Regions from separate parts of the Homo sapiens genome. Here all the other regions are linked to region 3. Evidence: chromatin contacts called from ENCODE Hi-C or POLR2A ChIA-PET data. All regions are on one chromosome and are shown on one strand. The core of a region is the stretch at or near the end of the contact, and the rest is flanking DNA. Distances in the headings are between cores, read along the strand shown. Region 1 has its middle 16 kb from the start of LINC01985. Region 2 overlaps TGFBR2 (transforming growth factor beta receptor 2). Region 3 has its middle 86 kb from the start of MIR466.

Evidence for each region. Hi-C counts contacts between places; a loop is a spot of excess contacts on that map. ChIA-PET counts read pairs that join two places held with the same protein, here RNA polymerase II (POLR2A). Pooled maps may share reads with other maps.
Region 1: a map with no recorded cell type shows a loop between it and region 3 (15-fold over the local background). The contact joins two enhancer-like sites. A Hi-C loop is called at or near these places in 2 of 37 single-sample maps with no recorded cell type and 5 of 50 pooled maps.
Region 2: a map with no recorded cell type shows a loop between it and region 3 (3-fold over the local background). The contact joins two enhancer-like sites. A Hi-C loop is called at or near these places in 6 of 37 single-sample maps with no recorded cell type and 7 of 50 pooled maps. POLR2A ChIA-PET finds 5 or more read pairs at or near these places in 3 of 52 experiments (activated CD4-positive, alpha-beta T cell and activated T-cell).

Annotation. Positions count from the first base shown.
Region 1 is chr3:30,500,984-30,504,428 of GRCh38, forward strand. No RefSeq gene overlaps it. Among named protein-coding and RNA genes, the nearest start is that of LINC01985, 16 kb to the right of the region's middle. Within about 2 kb of position 1,853, at least 2 of the 41 ENCODE cell types and tissues checked have a DNase peak (open chromatin) inside an H3K27ac peak, as active enhancers do.
Region 2 is chr3:30,642,490-30,646,234 of GRCh38, forward strand. TGFBR2 (transforming growth factor beta receptor 2) reads left to right here. Exons shown (of 7, transcript NM_003242.6): 2 at 2,258-2,426. Among named protein-coding and RNA genes, the nearest start is that of TGFBR2, 38 kb to the left of the region's middle. Within about 2 kb of position 1,787, at least 20 of the 41 ENCODE cell types and tissues checked have a DNase peak (open chromatin) inside an H3K27ac peak, as active enhancers do.
Region 3 is chr3:31,246,441-31,249,810 of GRCh38, forward strand. No RefSeq gene overlaps it. Among named protein-coding and RNA genes, the nearest start is that of MIR466, 86 kb to the left of the region's middle. Within about 2 kb of position 1,596, at least 2 of the 41 ENCODE cell types and tissues checked have a DNase peak (open chromatin) inside an H3K27ac peak, as active enhancers do.

The sequences.
Region 1 (3,445 bases), core at 603-3,102, 750 kb before region 3:
CTGTTTTGTTTTCTTTTTGTTGTCGTTGTTTGTTTTGGTTTGGTTTTGTGTTTTGCACCAAGTAGCTCCTACTTATCCTCAGGTCTTGGCTTCAGTGTCATATTTTGGGACGGCTTCCCTGTCCCTCAAATCTGGTAGAACTGCCACTCCTCTGAGTTCCCATGGTACACATGGCCACTGATGGTACACATACCCCTTTGGATTACGTCTGTCTGTTTACTTCTTTGTCTGTACCAGACCGCCTACTCCATGAAGGCAGAACTCAAGTCTGTCTTGTCTGTCTTTGAGTCCCTCTGCCCCATGCTCATTAAGTATATGGAAGTTGAATAAAGATAGAAAATTTCTCTATTTGTTTCCAAAGACTTTGAGGTTCATCACTTCTTTACAGAGTCTGAGCGTCCCAGTGTTGTGTGGCTGCCATAGTCAAGTGCTTCCCTTTGTGCCCAAGCGAAAAAGAGAAGAAAAGAACTGTGCTGAGGCAGGAGGCCCCACACTTTTGGAACAGTCTACTCTAGCAATGCCTCCTTATCCCCTCCCAAAAGACTGAAAAAGCTAGTAGGGTTTAAAGCCCAGACTTAAATGACATTGAACTATGCCCTATAAGACACCAATTCAGTTACTAGAGGGGTCAAGGTCAAAGTGGAATGTTTTGTGGAAAGAATAGAGATGTCATAAAACTTATAGAGTTGAGGAAATGAGTAGTTTTCTAGGAATTTTAGAATTCTGAAAGAGATTCTTGAATTTCCTGTTCTTCCTCTTCCTTGTCACCTCTTCCCTGCCTTCATACCCTCAGCCATATATGTGGCTATGGCCCACCAATAAGGATACTGGAGAAGTCCTGTCATAGAAACTCACCAAGAGAGCACTTCCACTTCTCCCCTTGGGTCCCTGCTCTAAGTCTTTGCATCTTTGCTCTTCTGGTTTTGTCACCTGGCTTCTGAAAATTCTTTAGGCCAAAAACTCCCTAGAAGCAGGGTTCAAGATGGGAATTCTTATGCACGTGATCTATTCAGGGAGTACTTCCAAGAGAAATCTATAAGAAAGTGAGAGAAATAGGACAGAGAAGGGGAAAAAACTCTAGGCAAAGATGTGGTTTCAGATGAAATCTATCTTTATTCTTCATCCTTACCCTCTGGAGGGTAAACTGTACCACAGAGCCTGCCCTATCTTAAGATGAAGAAATGAATCCTGTGCTGGTGAGTCATTGGATCAGGGCTGCCCCAGGTGGGAACAGAAGGAGTCAGGACACCAACTCCTGACACTACTGGGCTAGGCAGCTCCTGTTGCCCAAGGACACTTCCCTGGATGAGACTGCAGATGTGAGATGTTAGCAAAAGCACCCACAGCTGCTGGTAAGAGGTAAGCAGAGATTTGGCTGGGACTACAGGTCCTTTGTTTTCTGTTGGCAACTCGTTATGACCTTCTTCAGCTACAAGTCCTGGACAAGTGTGTTGTTTCTGGAAACCTCTGGTCAGTCCAGCAGCCTCTTCTCCTTCACACTCCACCCCAACCTTCCATATTTCCTGATATTATAGTTCTTTGTGAATGCTAAAATCATGATTCGTGACCCAACCATGTTCCTTGTCAGAAGCAAGGTGGGAGAAACAAATTAAGATGTTGCCATTACCACTCCCAGCTAGAACCACAAAGCAGAGACATTGCTAAGTATTTGTATTGCACAAAGAGTTATGCCTGACAGCAGTAAAATAGTAAGTTTTTATTAATGGGAGGGAGAAACTTGGTTATGCCCTTCATAAGAGTCTTAACTATGGGAAGAGTGATTGTGTATCCTTATGGAATGGAGAACAGTGGCCTCTGAGCACCTGCTTAGACCAGGTGACTAGTTCCTCATGACTCAATAGGTAAATGAGATGAACTTTGTGTAATCTTTCATGCATACCATTCATGTGATAATGTGGTAAATGGGTGGGGCTATCACCAGACAAATTTTGTTTTACATTCTAGTTTCATAGCTCATCAGCTGTTACAGCTTGGACAAGTTACTCACTTTTTGGAGACTCATTTATAAAACAGAGAGAGTACATACGTTGCAAAGTTGTTATGAAATTAAACACCACCTGGCACATAGTAGGAACTCAATAAATGAAAGTCATCATTCTCAGATTATTTCCTTCTACAGAAATAAAAACTAGAGGGGTGTGGGTGTTCAAGTGGGTATTGAAGTTGGAGTGGCAGAGAGACAGGGTTGGGGGAGAATATGTGCACTAGTGCTCAATTATTATTGTTCTGTTTAAACACCTATTACTTTATGAAATGCAACAATTTTTACATGAAACGTTATGATTATCTATACTTTAAAGAACCAGAGACCAAGAAATAGTTTGTTGTTTTTTTCTCTGTAGAGATCTGTTGATGAATATTAATGACACTCTTTACTCTCCTGCATACTTGCAAAGCTACAGGGAAACCAACTAATGCAAGTTCTAGGTTGAGGCAGTATCTGAGGTTCTTGTTGATCCCATTTCCCGTCCACCTAGCTCTTTCCAGAAAAGCCTATTCCAACATGGAAAACAGATGAAAATATCAGCTCCTTACTGAGCAGAATCAGTCCTGCCTCCTCCGGATTCTGGGGAATGGACTCAGGTCTTGGGTCTCTACATAAACCCCCAAATGCCAAGACATCTAGCTGTCTGCCCTTCAGTTATGATTCATCATAAGACTGACAGACATCCAGTCAATGTTTTTCTACAAATGACCCAGAATCTTCCTCATTCTTTCAGTAGGCAGATTCTACTTCCTTAGTGACTTTTTGTGGGTGTCATTTGAAAACTGGTATTTGTGCCATATGTCACACCAAAATTTCTCTGCTTGCCTGCATTGAGTATATATTTGCTGACAGTCTTGGGAGTTAAAGAAAAAAGGAATACCTGTTCTTAGGTAAAATGGCCCACTAGAACTCTGCTTTCATTCACCCCATTTTCTTTTCTTTTTTTTGATGGAGTCTTGCTCTGTCACCAGGCTGGAGTGCAGTGGTGCGATCTCTACTCACTGCAAGCTCCACCTGCCGGGTTCACGCCATTCTCCTGCTTCAGCCTCCCAAGTAGCTGACACTACAGGCGCCCACCACCACACCCGGCTAATTTTTTTTTTTGTATTTTTAGTAGAGACGGGGTTTCACCGTGTTAGCCAGGATGGTCTCGATCTCCTGACCTCGTGATCCGCCCACCTCGGCCTCCCCATGTCACCCCATTTTCTAAGCTCTTGAGTCCCTGATTCTGTGAATATAAACTATATTATACCTCTCTGATTCTAAAAATGTATATTAGAATATGAGACAGTGTTTGTCAACTATAGGATCTTCTGATACAGATGCTGATTCATTTGCTCTTTTTGTAATGGTTGCCATAATTACCCTAGTTTACGATAGCTTTATTATATAACAGCTTAGAAAAAAAAAGATTGTTTACTCTGGTCTCAGAACTAT
Region 2 (3,745 bases), core at 537-3,036, 600 kb before region 3:
ATTTTTTAAATTTCCTCAGGTGATGGATTTCAACATGCTCTCCAAGTTGATAACCACCAATCTAAGCTAAAATCCTAAGATGTTGGAAGACTGAATTTCAAGTAATGGAAATTTGGTTTTATATTTACAAACAACAAACCTTCCTAATCAGCAAATAGATGCTTGTCCAAAACATACTCTATACAAAAAATACGTATGTATGAAATAAACAAAACGTGGTTTCACTTTTTTTTTGCTTTAAACAATGTTAAAGAAACCTAAAGTGTTATTAGTTGTTTCAAAAATTGATCCAAGTATAACCATGTTAGAAAAAAATACATATTAATTGTTGTGTTTCTCCCAAATTTCACACAGTTCAGAGAGTATTTCTGCCTATATTTTTAGCTAAGCATAGAGCTCTTGGTCTGGGAGACACTGAGAATTTCAAAATAGCTTGTTACCTAAAAATAAACTTCCTGAAATGAACTTGAGGCCCGAGAGGGATGAATGGCTTTATTTTTTTCTTCTATATTTACTGTTACCACAAGAAAGCAAATCTTAAATTTATATACGTTTATATTTTTAGAGACCCAGGAAACAGGTGCTATGCCCAAGCTACAAAGACAGTTGCAGGGCAAAGTATCTATGACAGAATCCTAAAATTCACAGGACAGAGAGTGACTGTGGAAAGGCATTGAAAGTGTTCCTCTCTAGGCAAGAGCGGAGGGAACATGAGGCTTTTCTTAGGCCTCTCTAAGGGTTATGCCTTGGAAAAGTACCTCACAACTTTCTGTGGCCCAGCAACTGTTCCAGCACCCCATGCGGTCTAAGTGCTTAATGTTTCTTAGTCTAGCATGTAAGTATTAATTCATGTTTGCTGGTTGAGTGCCTAGTAGCCTTGTCATACTTCACTGACTGTCCAAACTCATGTCTTAAACATCATCACCATCTCATTGAGGAAGAAAATGGGGAATGGGGTGTTACACCTTTATTTGAACTGCCCCTAGTTTGCAGCCTGTATTTTGCAAAGAATAGTCTGTCTTCCATATTTTATTGAATAAATGTGAATGAATATCACATTTATAATCACATTCCTCTCTAATCTGAGTGAAGAAGTTCTGTATCCTATCCTACATGGCATCAAGGGCCAAACATGGACTCCTTGTATTCATCCTGTGTTCACTCATTTATCCAATAAACATTTTTGTATGCCTGCTATGTGAAAGGTTCTCTTCCTGGCACTGGAGATATAGTAGGTAAGTGAGGTGGAGAAAGTTTCATGGAGCTTACATTTTTGTGGATAGATTATTAGCAAGTATGCGATGCAGATAGTTTGTGCAGACAATAAATAAAACAGAGTTGCTATAGGATGAAGAGGTGGCATTTGATCAGAGATCAGAAAAGTGACAGGAAGCTAAACAAAGGTAATAGCAAGTGAAAGGCCTGAGGAGGGAATGAACTTGGCTTCTTCCCAGAAGGGGGCAGGAGATTGGTGATGGTGGTGATAAGGGAGAGGTACAGAAGGCAGATCCTGAGGTGGATTCAGCTTTTATTTGCTGCGATCATAACTCCAATGCCTCACCAATGCTTGGGATTGTGTCTAGGAGGCACTCAGTAAGTGTTAGTTAATCAATTGATTTGCCTCAAACACAGAGAGAGATCAGTAGAACTAGTCCCTTGAAAAGAAGACCCTTATAGCTCTTTCAGGAGTAGGTCAGGAAAATGGCGGCAAAATCTTGTGCCTCCAGCAACGGTTCCTCCTTTGGTGTGGCACTTCATGACTCTGTGAGGTTATAGCCTCCCTGCCCAGCTGAGCGGTGATGCTCGCCTGGCTCCCACATCCTCTGTGCTGCCCTCTATTTTGGGTCACCCTGACTTGGTCTGTTTCCTGTCTTATTCACCAGCTAAACTATAATTTCCTTAAGGGTACTTTTATTTGTGGGCCCAGCACTCCGTACTATGCAGTGGGCCCATCTAGGTTTCTTTATTGAATGATAAGATTTTTGTAGAAAGTGGACCTTATGACAACCATTGACAAAAGCAAATGGCTACTCAACCACCCCAACCCCTCACCACCCCTCACCACGGTACAATGGATTTTATTACAAATTGCATACACCAGATAATTCTAATCTGATGTGAAGGAATTATTTTGCCTTTCTTCAGATTCATTCTCATGACATCAAGTTCATTTGAAATTGCATAACATCTTCAGGAATTCATTGGCAGGCTGCCTGGCAGTTGGATAATCATTTAATATATCTTTCTCTCTCCTCAGTTAATAACGACATGATAGTCACTGACAACAACGGTGCAGTCAAGTTTCCACAACTGTGTAAATTTTGTGATGTGAGATTTTCCACCTGTGACAACCAGAAATCCTGCATGAGCAACTGCAGCATCACCTCCATCTGTGAGAAGCCACAGGAAGTCTGTGTGGCTGTATGGTAAGCAAGCCTTTTAAGAAGTTATTCTTTCTTTTCCCCTTTTTACATAATGTATTCTCATAGTACACACAGTCAGTGTATCTCTGTCTCCTAAATGTAAACACCTGTTCCATTTCCCTTTCCTTTAGACCATCTCTCTTTCGATTATTAAATGTAGTTTCTAGGGGTGTTCTCTGCATGTATGTGTACGTTTATGTGGGTATATAAACGTATCATGATTATAAAATGATCATGATAAATGTAAAGATCATAAAATGATCTTTAATATAATAAATCTGGAAACTCTTTCTTGTATCAAGAAGAGGGATTTGCCGCTTAGTAGTCATTTAACCGACACCTCCTCAGCACCCCATAGTGAGACCAGGAGCTTTGTTCTCTTGAGGCAATCTCAGGTCTGGAAGAAGAGGTGATGAAAGGTTGGCTGTTGGAAGAGAAAACTACCAGCCAAAAATGGGGAATCTACTTGGAGAACCACAAAAACAACCTGTTTTTTTAGTCAGAAATTCTGGTTATATTATTCATATAACCATTGGGATAGATATGACTTCTTTCTCTCAGCTCAGAACTACATATTTCTTTTTTTTTTTTGAGATGGAGTCTTGCTCTGTCATTCAGGCTAGAGTGCCATGGCACAATCTTGGCTCACCGCAACCTCCACCTCCCAGGTTCAAGCGTTTCTCTTGTCTCAGCCTTTCGAGTAGCTGGGATTACAGGTGCCCACTACCACACCTGGCTAAGTTTTGTATTTTTAGTAGAGACGGGGTTTCACCATGTTGGCCAGGCTGGTCTCGAACTCCCGACCTCAGGTGATCCACTCGCCTCTGCCTCCCAAAGTGCTGGAATTACAGGCATGAGCCACCATGCCCGACCAGAACTATATATTTTTATCGGATCACATTTTCTCCTCTCTCTCTCTCTCTCTCTCTCATTCCCTCCAACTCATACATACATCTCAAATAATAATTATACATACACAGTGGATACTCATGAATCATTTGATTAATTCATGGTTATAGATTGTGAGCATGAACAAGAAATAACCTTGATCTTTAGAAGAGTTGTAATTTTACAAAAGTACATAAATTCATTAATGAGATATGACATTTTGCAGACTTATTCTGATGTTTTTAATTTATTGGCCATTTTAAAAAAAGTAACTTATGTGTCTCCTGGCTAGTTGACAAACAAGAATATAAACCCAAATATCTCTCCCCCTTTTTTGGGAATGAGTCATTTGAGACCCCTAGACCATGTAAAGCTAGCCTTGATGATAGATCTGGAAACCTTGCAAACTTCTGTACATACCACGGGATGAACTG
Region 3 (3,370 bases), core at 346-2,845:
CTTGCCTTAGACCAGGCCCTGATCTGCTCTCTGTCTTCTAAAATACAGCATACAGCCTCCTAATCAGCCTCTCTCCCTCAGATCAGATCTTTGCAGAGCAGAGGCTGCACTCATGCTATCATTTGTAGAGTGGGGACATTGGCAAACTGTTGATTACAGGTGTGCAATGAGGAGAGAACAGAGATTAAGACAAGCATGTGAAGCTTTTGTAGCAATTTGACAAGCTATTTTGTGTCTGTTGAAACTAATAATTAATAATTGGTGCTTGCATTTTGTACCTTTTTATTACATTTTTCTAGTAACTCATTTTTTATTATAGTTTCTAAAAATATCAGTCTGTAATATATGAGAAAAGGCAGAAAACAGCTGGTCCTTCACCACGGATGGTTTGAGAAGCCCAGAGCATATCTAAGTGAATTCCATGGAATCTGTCACTTCTCTGCCCACAAACATTCAGTGGCTCCCTCCTGTTCCTAACAATGATTCTTCTTTTCCTGCCTCCACACTATTCCTATGGGCAACATTGCCTATCAGTCATGCCTCTTATTATACAGGGATTCTCAAAGGGAGAGGGCAGAGACGAAAATCTCAAACCTGGAAGGAAAGCAGTAGGAATGTGCACTTTGAAACATAAAACCCTAAAGATTTGGATACATCTGCAGTGTGTGTGTCCCCTTCCCTTCCTCCTCCGCTACCCTCAGGCCACACCTCCAGGCCCTCCCCAACAGCACCCCCAGAACTCAGGAGCTCAGAGATTGCACCCTGGACACACCCCGCAGTCCCCTGCCTGCCCCTTTTCTCTTCTTCCAAGACTGTCACCTCTCCCCTCCACCACACTCTGCTCCTTCTTGAAGCCCCAACTCAAAAGTCATGCTTTCCTGTTCCCTCCTTCCCAACCCCTCCCAGGCAAATTTTCTTGCTCCTTTGAGGCAAAAGCTCCATACACATACCTAACTTTGACACTGAGGCTTCAATTTTAGGGGTTTTCCTAAGGACAAAATTAGGGTTTATGTACAAATTTATCTATAAAATTATTAAATTCAGAGTAGTACAGGATTGGTTAAATAACTAACTTCTGTCCATACAATAGAATAATACACAGCTACTAAAAATTTTGAAGAAGAATGCATGTAACATGGAAATATGTTTGCAATGATCTGTTAAGTAAACAAGTAGATTATAAAATAAAATGTGTAGGTACATATATGGGAAATGTTTAAATGTTATTTAAATATAGTGATAAATATAAGCATAATATAGATCTAGTTACAGATAAAGACACACACACAGACAAAGGGACAGGCACAAATGTAGGCCAAGATACAAAGATGCATACAGATGCAGATACAGACCAAATGTGAAGAAGTGTTATTTCTGTGTTATGGGATTATAAGTAGTTCCGGTTTTTCTCTTTTTTCCTATCTGTATGTTCTACCAGAAATGTTGATTATTTTTTGCAATAAGAAAAAAAAAGTTAAAGAATTAATTGTTGCCCATGCAGGTTGCCATGGAGCTCTGCACAGTCTTGGAGGAAAGCACTTCCCCTTGTACCTTTGGTTGTTTACTTTGCCAGCTCCCACTGGATGTGGTCCCAGGAGGTAGAATCACCTGGCAAACACAGCATCCCAACACTGAACAGTCTCCAATGACACATTTGCAGAACTAAACTGAATGTGTTGAATTGCCCGAAGACAAACACTGAACAGTCAGGCATCCATGCCATTTCCCAGGAAACCAAAAATTGAATTGATCAAAATGACCAGGGCAGCTGGACTCATGAAACATGAGTCTTTAGTACTCACCTGTCTGGATGAAGTGTGAGTTGAACTTGGTCAAGGGAAACGTGAAAAAACCCTATTGGAAGTGCCCGTTAACCTTAATGGACACTGCATTAAGCAGCCCTCCCCAGCTGTGTTTGTGGAAGAAGCCTGGGCTGTGATGACTCATCCAGTGGGTATTGATTCTTTTCAGGTAGTTCAGAGGGAAAGTTTTTCGTGAAACTGCCTGGGAAATGGGGCAAGTCCCCAGAATGAGCATATTAGCAGATATGATTTTTCACTTAGTTTCTGTGTGTTTGTGTCTCTGTATAATAATAATGCTCTCTGAAACGTATAGACTGGCTTTCCCCTGAAGAGGATACAGTTCTTTCACACATATTGAGCCCAATTTTCCCATTTCTCAAGTTTCTCTCAAAGAGTGTGAGTACTTCAAGACACATTAGCTCTGCAAAGCGTCTGGACTTTTATTTACTGACAGACGGCTACTGCTGAAGGAATCAAGGCAGCTTAACGCCATCTGACTGTGTTGGCTTCCAGACACTCACAGCCTCCCAGGGCCTCTCATTCATCCTTATACATCATGTGTGAAAGAGCTAGCGGCAGGTAGAGCATCACACAATTATAGAGACAGAGGCACTGTGCATTGCCTAGCACTGTAAACCTATTCTAGTGAGTTGAATGGTGGCCTCCAAAAGGTATGTCCGTCCAGAGCCTCAGAACGTGTCCCTTATTTGGAACAAAGGTCTTCACATATGTGATTTGGGTAAGCATCTGAAGATGAGATCATCCTTGACTAGGGTGGACTCTAAATCCAATGGCCTGTCCTTATAGGATAAGAGAGGGAGAAATTAACACAGAAACACACTGAGAAGAAGGCCATGTGAAGACAGAAGCAGAGATTGGAGTGATGCTGCTATAAGCCAAGGACCTCCAGGAATCACCGGAAGCTGGAAGAGGCCAGGAAAGATTCCTAGAGCCCTTGGAAAGAGCACAACCCCATCTGACAATTTGACTCTGGCCTCTAAAACTGTAAGCAAACAACCTTCTGTTGTCTTCCGCCACCAAGTTCGTGGTTAATTTGTTGCAGCAAACCCAGGAAACTAATATATTAATAAAATCATGATTCTAGAGTATACTAAACAGATTGAAGAAATCACATGAGCTCATGGAACTATATGTGTGTTCACAAGCTTGCAAGCTTAGGCTTAATTTTTCAGCCCTGACTTTTTAAACATATACTCTCCCTCACTTGTGCCATGAACAAGTTAGGGCTAAAAATTATGATCCTAAAAATGGGCACCTGTTTTAAATAGGATTTGACTTTTAAAACATAAGAAGACAGGATGTTTCCTTTCTCTTCCAGCCCACCCTACCCTCCACTCACCCCTAGACACTATACATATCACCAATCTTGAAAGGTAATATGTGTAGGAGTTAAGAACATGGGTTATGGAGTCAACCAGACTTGCCTTTCCCTGGATTGCATGACCTTGGCCAAGTCACTTAATCTCTCTGAGTTTCAGTTTCTTTATGTGTATACTGGGATAGTGCATGTCATAAGCTTAGCACATGGCCAGGAATATAGTAGTCAG